Regions from separate parts of the Homo sapiens genome. Here all the other regions are linked to region 1. The links are chromatin contacts, found by Hi-C or POLR2A ChIA-PET in ENCODE. All regions are on one chromosome and are shown on one strand. Each heading gives the region's core, a stretch centred on a gene start or an enhancer-like site at or near the end of the contact. The rest is flanking DNA. Distances are from core to core; before and after follow the strand shown.

Region 1 (3,200 bases), core at 24-2,523:
AGAAATATTAATTAAAACCAGTCACTTCTGAAATGCACGGTGAAATCTTATTTAAGATTTCTGAGAGCAAGTACCCCAACGACTTCACAGATGAGGAAACGGTAGCTATCCAACCTTTTAAAACCTTAAAGCAGCACTGTGTTCCCCCAGAATTTTCAGTTTAAGAAAAAAGAGGGGAACGTAAAGCCTCCACGGGAAGAGAATTCTGCTTAATTTAACCACTTCTGCAGTAATTTAGATCCAAGATAAACACAGCCGTCACTAATTTTGCTGAAGCGGGGCCAGCTACAAGCCTTAAAGCAAACCCAGAAGCTGGAGAGCCGGCCTCCATCCCACACAGCTGCCGGGGCCTTCCAGTCCCGCCGGGGCGCTTGCTCCTCGGCTGAGCTCGTCCGCAGCGCGGCCCTCGGCTACTGGCGAGGCTGTGCGGAACCAGAAGGTCGACCGCGCCCGGGCATTCCCCGCGCGCCTCTGACCCCAGCTCGGCTCCCCGGAAGCCGCCTGGGCGACTTCGCGGCCTAATACCCGGCTCTGCGAAATCGCTCGCGCCTCCGGCCCGGCCTGGAGGGCCCCGCACCATCCGCGCGCGCGCGCGCTCGCACAGGATCCGGCCAACAGGCGCCGGGACCCTTGGAGCCCGCCTTGTTAGAAACTTGCTACGCGCGCCGCCGCACATGCGCCCTAGGCCCCTCCGGACGCAGGCGCCACCGACCTCGCTTCCGCCCCGCGCCCCCCGGCTGCCCCGCCGCGACTCCGGGCCGCGAGCGCTGCCGCACAGGCGCCCTAGGCCCCTCGGGGCACAGGCGCCGTCGATCCCGCTTCCGCCCCGCGATCCCGGCACGCCCCACGTCCCCCGCACCTCAGACCCGCTTTCCCCGACTCCCACTGGACAGCCGGGGAAAATGGCGCCTTAAAGCGTTCGCACCCACCTTGCCGAAATGCGCGGCCCAGTGCACGGGCGTCCAGCCATAGAAGGAGTCCTCAGAGGCCAGGTGGGCGTGGGGTGTCTGCTGCAGCAGCGAGCAGAGCGTGGCCAGGTCCCCGTCGCGGCAGGCGCGGTGCAGCGGGAAACGGAGCGAGAGCAGCTCCTCGCTGGAGAAGCCCGCCTCTACGCCCGCGCCCGCTCCCGCCGCCGACATGGTCCGTCACCGGAGAGCGCGGGGCTCGCTGGCCTAGAGGACGCGTCGGGGAGGACTCGAGAAGCCGCCGCCGCAGCACAAAGGAACGAGACTAGCGCCGCGGTCGCGTCCCACAGGCTGCCGAGCGGAGCGCGCACAGAGGGGGCGGGGCGGGGCCTGGAGCGGCCGGGCTGGGGGCGGGGCCTGGCCCAGAGGACGCCTTGTGCAGCCGGGCAGGGGTCGGGGCCTGGAGCCGCGGACCTCTGGAGCCGCCGGGCAGGGGGCGGGGCTTGAGCCGGAGGCCGCCTGGAGCAGCCGGGCGGAGGGCGGGGCTTGGAGCTGCGGACGCCTGGAGCGGCCGGTAGGTGGCGGGGTCTAGCCTAGAGGATGCCTGGAGCAGCCGGGTAGGGAGCGGAGCCTGGACCAGAGGACGCCAGCAGCAGCCGATTAGGAGGCGGGGCATGGGGCTGTCGACGTCTGGAGCAGCCGGGCATTGGGCTTGGGCTAGAGGACGCCTGGGGCGGTGGGCGCCTGGAGTAGCCAGGCAGAGGGCGGGGCCTGGCTTGGGTCCACGCCTGGGGCGGCCGGGGGCGGGGCCTGGCTGGAATTGACGCGTGGAGCTCCGGTGGAGGGGGCGGGGCCTGGCTGGGCCGCTGCCTACAGCGGCTTCCGGGGCTTGGAGGTCACGGGGCTCGGAGGTCACGGGGCTCGGAGGTCACGGGGCTGGCTGTGTGGGGGGCTCAGGGGCGTAGAGTGGCCAAGCAGCGGTCTGAGCGGGTCCCGGGGCCTCCGGCGCGGTGGGTCTCGGCTGCGCCCCGGGTGCGGACCATGATGTTTCCAGCCTGGGAGCCGGTCCGGGCGGGGAATCCCGGCTGCCGGGGGCGCGGGTTGAGGCTCTGCGGGCCCGCGCCCAGAGCGGGTGGGAGTCACGGGTCTCCCGGAGGCCCAGTAGCGCGCGGTGAAGTTGTCCAGTAAAAATTTATGGAGCGCCTACGGGGAGCAGGGATTCTCGTTAAAATCTGGGAATCAGCAAGCCCTAGTTCCTTACAGAGCAGGACAGATTCCTCGGTTTTGTCCGAGGGACGCCTTCTTCGGAACCGAGTGCGGTGGGCTAGGACTATACGTTTGCAAGTTTAAGAGATAAGCGAGAAGACCAGACAGAGCAAACAATAAAAGGCTTTTTGTTGAGAACTGTATAAATGTAAGGGAGTACCAAATCCCCTATTTTGAATGACAGTATCACGGACTTTATTACATATGTAATTTTATTCTGATTATGAAAGCATCAGTAATTTCACTATTGAGGAATAACCACAATGTTTATGAATATTTCCTTTGCTTCTAAATATGCGGTCTTTTTAAATCATGTATTTTATTTCATTTGTATATATAGTTTTTCGCTGTGTAAACTTCCTTTTTGCAAAATTCTACGTCACAAATTGAACAAGGCAATTAGATGTCTAGGGAAGTACTGATGCACGAGAAAGCATATTGCAGCATTGGTTAATAAAACGAAAAAATAGAAACCTAAGATTTAACAAAGGGAAGTTGTTAACTAGTGGTGTAAACACTCAACACAGACATGTCTTCATACAGCAAACATTTGTTGAGTACAATGCTGAATGAAACACATTGAGAAACACTCTATAGTGGGGAAGTAGCAAATATTTCAATTCAGTGAGCAATTGCTAATGAATGGAAAATATGACACATAGAATCTATCTTCTCCCAGGGAGTTTGTAATCTGTTAGTGAAGCAGGAAAGAATAATCAAGCAATACTTTTTTGTTTGGACCAAAAGGGTGAGAATAGACTATAAACTCATTTCAGGTTTTGTTTACTCTAGAACGTAATCATTTTTCTTCTCACATGCCATGTTGATTTTAATCTAATCTCTTTAAAATATATCCCCCTGATTTCCATCTTTCTTAGGAGAGAGGTGTCCCATTTTGCGAAAGGACGTGAGTGTATCTTGTCCTCCATGTAATGAAAGGGAGGGATTACTTGCTAGGCTGCATTCTGGGAATGGTGAAACAGAGATGGTGGTAAGTCAAGGAATTTGTCCAAGGGCAAACTGCATGCC
Region 2 (3,146 bases), core at 1-2,500, 1.8 Mb after region 1:
CAGCAGGTTGTCCCTGTGGGTGAAGATCCACTGAGGGGGACCGCCAGCTTCCTGAGCACAGGGCAGGCCAGAGCAGGACAGGCTGGGATGGAAAATGAAGAATCAGTGCTTTAGCCGACAACAAATGGGAGCCGTTTACTGTTTAGTCACTATGATTAGTGTTCACTAGTACTCATTTCTCTTCGTCTAAAAAGTGGCCAACACCATCTCTTTTCCACAAGCACTCGGGAGAACATTCATATTCAATTGCCTTCCTAAGACCCAGACGGGGCAGCGCTCTCCACAGGCCACCAAAAGGTGTTGCCTGTTTGGTTTCATCAGTGATTATCTGTGGCAGCAAGACAGGAAGTTGGAAATCAAGTACCTCAATTAAGTCAAGGCTGACCGTGGAATTAGAGAACAAGTGTTTGTTACCCCGGCCAGGTCACCCTAGGGAAAACAGGCATTCTCCGGGATTGAAATGGTGGTGTTTGTGTGGTAAATAGTTCTCAGTCCAGTTCAAAGCCAGCAGCATTAAGGACACGCCACCGCCACCGGGAGCTGGAGACCAGGCGAAGCTGAGCTCCTCTGTGGTTCACCAACCCCTCAGGCCGCCTAAGTGTCTTCTGCTGTCGCAGCTTTGGGGACAGAGGGGTTTCGGAAACAGGGGCCTCTTGTCTGCACCCTCCCCTCCCACTGACAGGCTGGCAGCCCAGGGCAGCCACCTGAGGAGCGTCCCTGTGTCTCTCCATCTGCAGAGCAGGAAAAGCCTGCGGGTCGGTGGCGCCACGCTGGGGCGAGACCCAGCTTCGGCTCAGGAGATCTCCCACCCAGCCGGACTCCCGCTCTCTGCCCGCGGCCCCCTCCCACACTCCCACCTCGCCCCGCGATCTCACTGCCCCATCGAGGCTTCCGGGCGGAGGAGAAAAGTTTTCCGGCAGGAACCCGGGAAGGAAGCCCTGGGACCCTGGCTGAAACTCCGGGTTTCCCCAGTGCCGAGTCCCTTCCCCGCCGCGCCCAGCGCCTGCGCCCCGGGAGGCGGAAGCAACAGGGGGGTTCCTCCCCGCGGCCTCTGACCTCTGCCCTCTGCCCTCTGCCCCCAGGGTCTGGGGCCCGGGCGGAGGCGCGAGGGGGCAGGGCCGGCGCGCGGGTGCGAGCGCGGGTGTGGGCGCGGGGCCGGCGGGGGCTGCGGCCGCGGGGCGCATGCTCACTTGCGCCGGTGACGTGCGCGCCCGGAGCAGGGGCAGGAGCCAGCGGGGCCCGGAGGCTCCAGAGGGCGGCGGGCAGGGGAGGAGGAGACTCGGGAGGAGCAGAGCGCAGGCTCCGCCGCGGCCGGGGTGCTCCAGCCGAGCCCAACCGAGCGGGCGGACCGACGGGGAGAGAGAAGGCGCCAGAGCGCGCGCGCGCGGCCCCGAGCAGCAGCCTTGCCGCCAGTGGAGCAGCTGCCGACGCGCGGGGCCGCGGACCCAGCATTCGCCGGCCGGGCCGGGCATGAGCGCGGAGGGGCCGCGGCCGCCCCCTGCACCGCCCGGCGCGCCGAGGCCGTGACCGGAGCGGGGGGCGCGGCCGCACTAGTACCCCGGAGCCCATGGGCGCGCCGAGCCGGGCGCGGGGGCGCTGAACGGCGGAGCGGGAGCGGCCGGAGGAGCCATGGACTGCAGCCTCGTGCGGACGCTCGTGCACAGATACGTGAGTGCTCCCGGCGCGGGCTGGGGGACCCGGGGACCAGACAGACGCGGGCCGGCCCCGCAGCCCGGACCCTGTGGCCGGTCCAGCCCCGGGGTCCCGGGAGGTCTCCGATGTCTGGGACTCGGACCGCCCCCGGGGACGAGCGGGATGCTGGGGAGGGGCCTCGGAGTTGACACCCTGGGGCTTCCGACGGGGTCTAGGTGGGCACAGCGCGGGGCCCCAGCCCCGGGCGGCCACCTGCTCCCTGGCCGCGGCCGCCTGGCGCCCCCTTCCCGCCCGCAGCGCCCTGGGGGTCCCTCGGAGAGGCTGGCTGGGGTTCGAGCTGTCCCGGCGGACCGGGCGCCCGGAGGGAGCCAACTTCGACCCCGCCGGGGCCCGGGTCTGGGGAGGAACCTTCAGATGCGGCTTCCGCGCAGCCGTGTCTGTAAGATTAAGGGATTGGGAGGAAGCGTTACACTTCTGCAGAAAAAGGTAGCAATTGTGTTTGTTCTTTAACACCCCTGGGGGATTCAGAAGCGGAGTTTGGAATCTTTTTATTTTTTACCTTAAAGTAACCAATTAGATCAGAAGTCCGGGGTCTTCTTGGGTTCCTCTGGAATTTGCCCCTTCAGTGATAAGCAAGTGAAGAGCTCAGGAGGGAAGACTCGGAAGGGGAAAAGTTGATTTTGTTTTACACCAGAGGAGGGGAAACCGGAATCCCTGGCGTTAGGTGTAAAAAGGGGTGTGTGGCCGGGCGCGGTGGCTCACGCCTGTAATCCCAGCACTTTTGGAGGCCGAGGCGGGCGGATCACGAGGTCAGGAGTTTGAGACCAGCCGGACCGACATGGTGAAACCCCGTCTCTGCTAAAAAATACGAAAATTAGCCGGGCGTGGTGGTAGGCGCCTGGGATCCCAGCTACTCAGGAGGCTGAGGCAGGAGAATCGCTTGAACCCGGGAGGCGGTGGTTGCAATGAGCCGAGATCGAGCCACTGCACTCCAACCTGGGTGACAGAGCGAGACTCTGTATCAAAAAAAAAAAAAAAAAAGGGTGTGTGTGTGTGTGTGTGTGTGTAGGAGAGGAAGAAAACTGTCCCAAGCACAGCGTTTCCTGCCACTGTCTTGCACAAGAGGCTTCATTGTTCCATAGAGGCTGGCGGTCACTGGTCAATCACAGGTTCGAGAAGTCGCATGCACCGGGTTTGATACTAGAGAGGGCAGTATTATGGGAACTTTGTTCTTTCCCGGCATAGGAATTACCTCAGGCAGCCTTTCATATTTATGAGCCTTCTTTAAATAGGAGACCTTGGCCAAAGATAGATAGGTTTCTTTTCAGTGGGGGATGCCAGATCAATGCTTTCCCCCGGATTTATTTATTAACCAAAAACCTCGGAGAGTCAAGGAGACTTGAGTGCACCTTACATCGTTTCCTGATCTCGGGGAAGCCTTAGGAAGGTCAGCCTGACTTACTTAAGTGGAGAGAACTCACCCCTGGTGATTC
Region 3 (2,950 bases), core at 389-2,888, 1.9 Mb after region 1:
AGGCGGGCGGATCACGAGGTCAGGAGATTGAGACCAACCTGGCCAACACGATGAAACCCCATCTCTACTAAAAATACAAAAAAAATTAGCCGGGCGTGGTGGTGGGCGCCTGTAGTCCCAATTACTCAGGAGGCTGAGGCAGGAGAATGGCGCGAACCCAGGAGGCAGAGCTTGCGGTGAGCCGAGATCGCGCCACTGCACTCCAGCCTGGGCAACAGAGCGAGACTCCGTCTCACAAAAAAAAAAGAAAAGAATAGACAAATAGATCAATGAAACATCATAGAGAGCCTGGGAGTAGATCCACCCAGTAAATCCACCCAGATAGTCAACCCATTCACCCAGATAGTCAACCCATCTTTGACAAAGGAGCAAAGGCAATTCAGGGCAGACAGAAAAGCACTATTTCTTTTCAACAAATAGTGCTAGAAAAACTGGACATGCAAAAAAAAAAAAAAAAAAAAACCCAGCAACAGTGACTCTAGACAGTGATCACACACCGTTCAAGAAAATTAGCTCAAAGTGAGTCATAGACCTAAATGTAAAATGTATAATAATGAAACTTGTAGAAATGTAGGAGAAAGTCTAGGTGACCTTGGGTTTGGCAACAAGTTTTTGGATAACACCAAAAACACTGTTCATGAAAGGAAAATTGATAAGTTGGACTTCGTGAAGATTAAAAACTTGAGCTTTGCAAAATACAGTTAAGAGAATTAAAATATGAGCCACTGACTGGGAGAATAGATTTGCAAAACACACATCTGATAAAAACCTGGTATCAAACAACACATGGAAAATAAGGGTGTTTGGATGGGTAGGGCGGGATGACCTAGGGAGGACATGGAAAGTTAGTTTCTTTTTTAAAACTCCAGAGACTCTCTTCTGGAGCTCCCCTTGCCTTTTTTATTACAGTCAACCTGAGATGGGAACTGAAAATATGGCCGTAGTTGTCATGAACTGGGGGGAGCCACTACTCTGTTTTTACCCTCATTAAGGAACTTTATTGTGAAAGGTAAAATCACTTTGTAAATGTGAATTAGAATAGAAAATGGAAATTCCTTATATACTCTCTAAGCCACTGGAAACTTGAGGCAGAGAAGTTTTAAAAGACGCACATGGATTTCCTCTGAAATATTTGTAAACACCAAATTCAGAACATGTTGGTTAGTTTAGGACCATACCAGGCTTTAGTTGTTACATTGAATTGTAAATAACTTATATTCATGAGCCTGGAATTAAAGAAATTCTTGGTATGAGAATTTGACAACTACTTCTGGCTTCCAGGAGCCAGAACCCACCTTCGAATGGGATTTTGAAATAAGCCCCGTTGAAGAGACACACAGATGGCAGAGGCCGCAGCACAGGCTGTGAGACCTTCTTCAGGTTTCGGTAGACTGTCTTCATTACGGCGTAAAAACATGTCAGATGAAATTTCAGAAACTATTTCCAAACTCAGTGAAGGTTCGTGACATCTGGGACGTTGTTGTTTTCAACACAGAAGTTGAATGAAACTGCTACAGAAGCAAAATGAGAAGTGTGGAGAGGAGATGCTGTGGTGGCTGGGCATTCTCCCTCCTTCCCCTCCCTCCCCTCCTTCTCTCATTCCCCTCCTTCCCTCCCTGACCTCCTTCCCCTCCTTCTCTCATTCCCCTCCTTCCCTCCTTCCTCTCCCTCCCCTCCCTGCCTTACTTCCCCTCCCTCCCCTCCTTCCTCTCCTTCCCCTCCTCCTCCTTCCTCTCCTTCCCCTCCTTTTCCTCCTTGCTTCCCTTCCTTCCCTCATTCCCCTCCTTCCCTCCTTCACCTCCCTCCCCCCATCCCCTCTCTGCCCTCCTTCCCCTCCTTTTCCTCCTTTCTTCCCTTCCTTCCCTCATTCCCCTCATTCCCCTCCTTCCCTCCTTCACCTCCCTCCCTGCCATCCCCTCTCTGCCCTCCTTCCCTCCTTTTCCTCCTTCCCTCCTTCACCTCCCTCCCCCCATCCCCTCTCTGCCCTCCTTCCCCTCCTTTTCCTCCTTCACCTCCCTCCCCCCATCCCCTCTCTGCCCTCCTTCCCTCCTTCACCTCCCTCCCTGCCATCCCCTCTCTGCCCTCCTTCCCCTCCTTCCCTCCTTCACCTCCCTCCCCCCATCCCCTCTCTGCCCTCCTTCCCTCCTTCACCTCCCTCCCCCCATCCCCTCTCTGCCCTCCTTCCCCTCCTTTTCCTCCTTCCCTCCTTCACCTCCCTCCCCCCATCCCCTCTCTGCCCTCGTTCCCCTCCTTCCCTCCTTCACCTCCCTCCCCCCATCCCCTCTCTGCCCTCCTTCCCCTCCTTTTCCTCCTTCCCTCCTTCACCTCCCTCCCCCCCATCCCCTCTCTGCCCTCCTTCCCCTCCTTTTCCTGTCCTTCCCCCTGAGGCCTCAAAGCCCCTGTGCCTGAGCTGTGGACAAGAAACACGCCTGCCTCAGAAGCTGCCTGGAGCTGGGTGAAGGCTTCCATTCAGCTCGCTGTCATGCTCTCACTCAGAGGAGAGATCATGCAGAAATTACTGAAGTAAAATGCTAATGTGTTGAGTTAATGATCACAGGTTTACGTTTTATAAAAGACATCTTAATAATCAAACTATTGTTGAGCTACCTTGCGTTTTATCTTGAATTCTCTGGAGTTAGGTAATTTACATACGTGTTTCAGAGTACACACTTTGTTTAAGCTGTCTTAGCTGTCAACAAACACTCTAAATTATGAATTATGAGTTTTATATCTAAAGCTAAACATTTTGTACTGTAAAATCCAGTGCTACTTACTATGCCCTAGAGTAACACTACAAGAGTAAAATCTGATCTCAATGATGGATGTTTGTTTTTCTTTTATGCAGTACACATTTTGGAACTTTATACCCAAGAATTTATTTGAACAATTCAGAAGAGTAGCCAACTTTTATTTCCTTATCATATTTCTGGTGCAGGTAAGGCCGGTCATT

Evidence for each region. A loop is a pair of places that touch in the nucleus more often than their neighbours do. ChIA-PET counts read pairs that join two places held with the same protein, here RNA polymerase II (POLR2A). Pooled maps may share reads with other maps.
Region 2: a map of naive thymus-derived CD4-positive, alpha-beta T cell shows a loop between it and region 1 (8-fold over the local background). The contact joins the promoter of ATP11A here to the promoter of ANKRD10 in region 1. A Hi-C loop is called at or near these places in 1 of 168 maps with a recorded cell type or tissue (naive thymus-derived CD4-positive, alpha-beta T cell), 1 of 37 single-sample maps with no recorded cell type and 12 of 50 pooled maps.
Region 3: a loop to region 1 is called in a map with no recorded cell type, with 10 times the contacts of the local background. The contact joins the enhancer-like site here to the promoter of ANKRD10 in region 1. A Hi-C loop is called at or near these places in 4 of 37 single-sample maps with no recorded cell type and 3 of 50 pooled maps. POLR2A ChIA-PET finds 5 or more read pairs at or near these places in 1 of 52 experiments (GM10248).

What each region holds. Positions count from the first base shown.
Region 1 is chr13:110,913,796-110,916,995 of GRCh38, forward strand. It overlaps ANKRD10 (ankyrin repeat domain 10), which reads right to left and starts at 1,274. Exons shown (of 6, transcript NM_017664.4): 1 at 930-1,274. The coding sequence starts at 1,139. RefSeq lists enhancers at 1-562, 286-415, 1,914-2,588 and silencers at 526-895, 1,166-1,825, 1,956-2,115.
Region 2 is chr13:112,688,788-112,691,933 of GRCh38, forward strand. ATP11A (ATPase phospholipid transporting 11A) reads left to right here and starts at 1,251. Exons shown (of 30, transcript NM_015205.3): 1 at 1,251-1,668. The coding sequence starts at 1,630. LOC102725228 (a long non-coding RNA gene) reads right to left here and starts at 1,028. Exons shown (of 2, transcript NR_187633.1): 1 at 876-1,028; 2 at 1-82. RefSeq lists enhancers at 88-605, 2,904-3,146 and silencers at 854-1,783, 1,804-2,043.
Region 3 is chr13:112,802,112-112,805,061 of GRCh38, forward strand. ATP11A (ATPase phospholipid transporting 11A) reads left to right here. Exons shown (of 30, transcript NM_015205.3): 3 at 2,846-2,935. Among named protein-coding and RNA genes, the nearest start is that of ATP11A-AS1, 49 kb to the left of the region's middle. RefSeq lists enhancers at 218-467, 1,294-1,533. Within about 2 kb of position 1,639, at least 2 of the 41 ENCODE cell types and tissues checked have a DNase peak (open chromatin) inside an H3K27ac peak, as active enhancers do.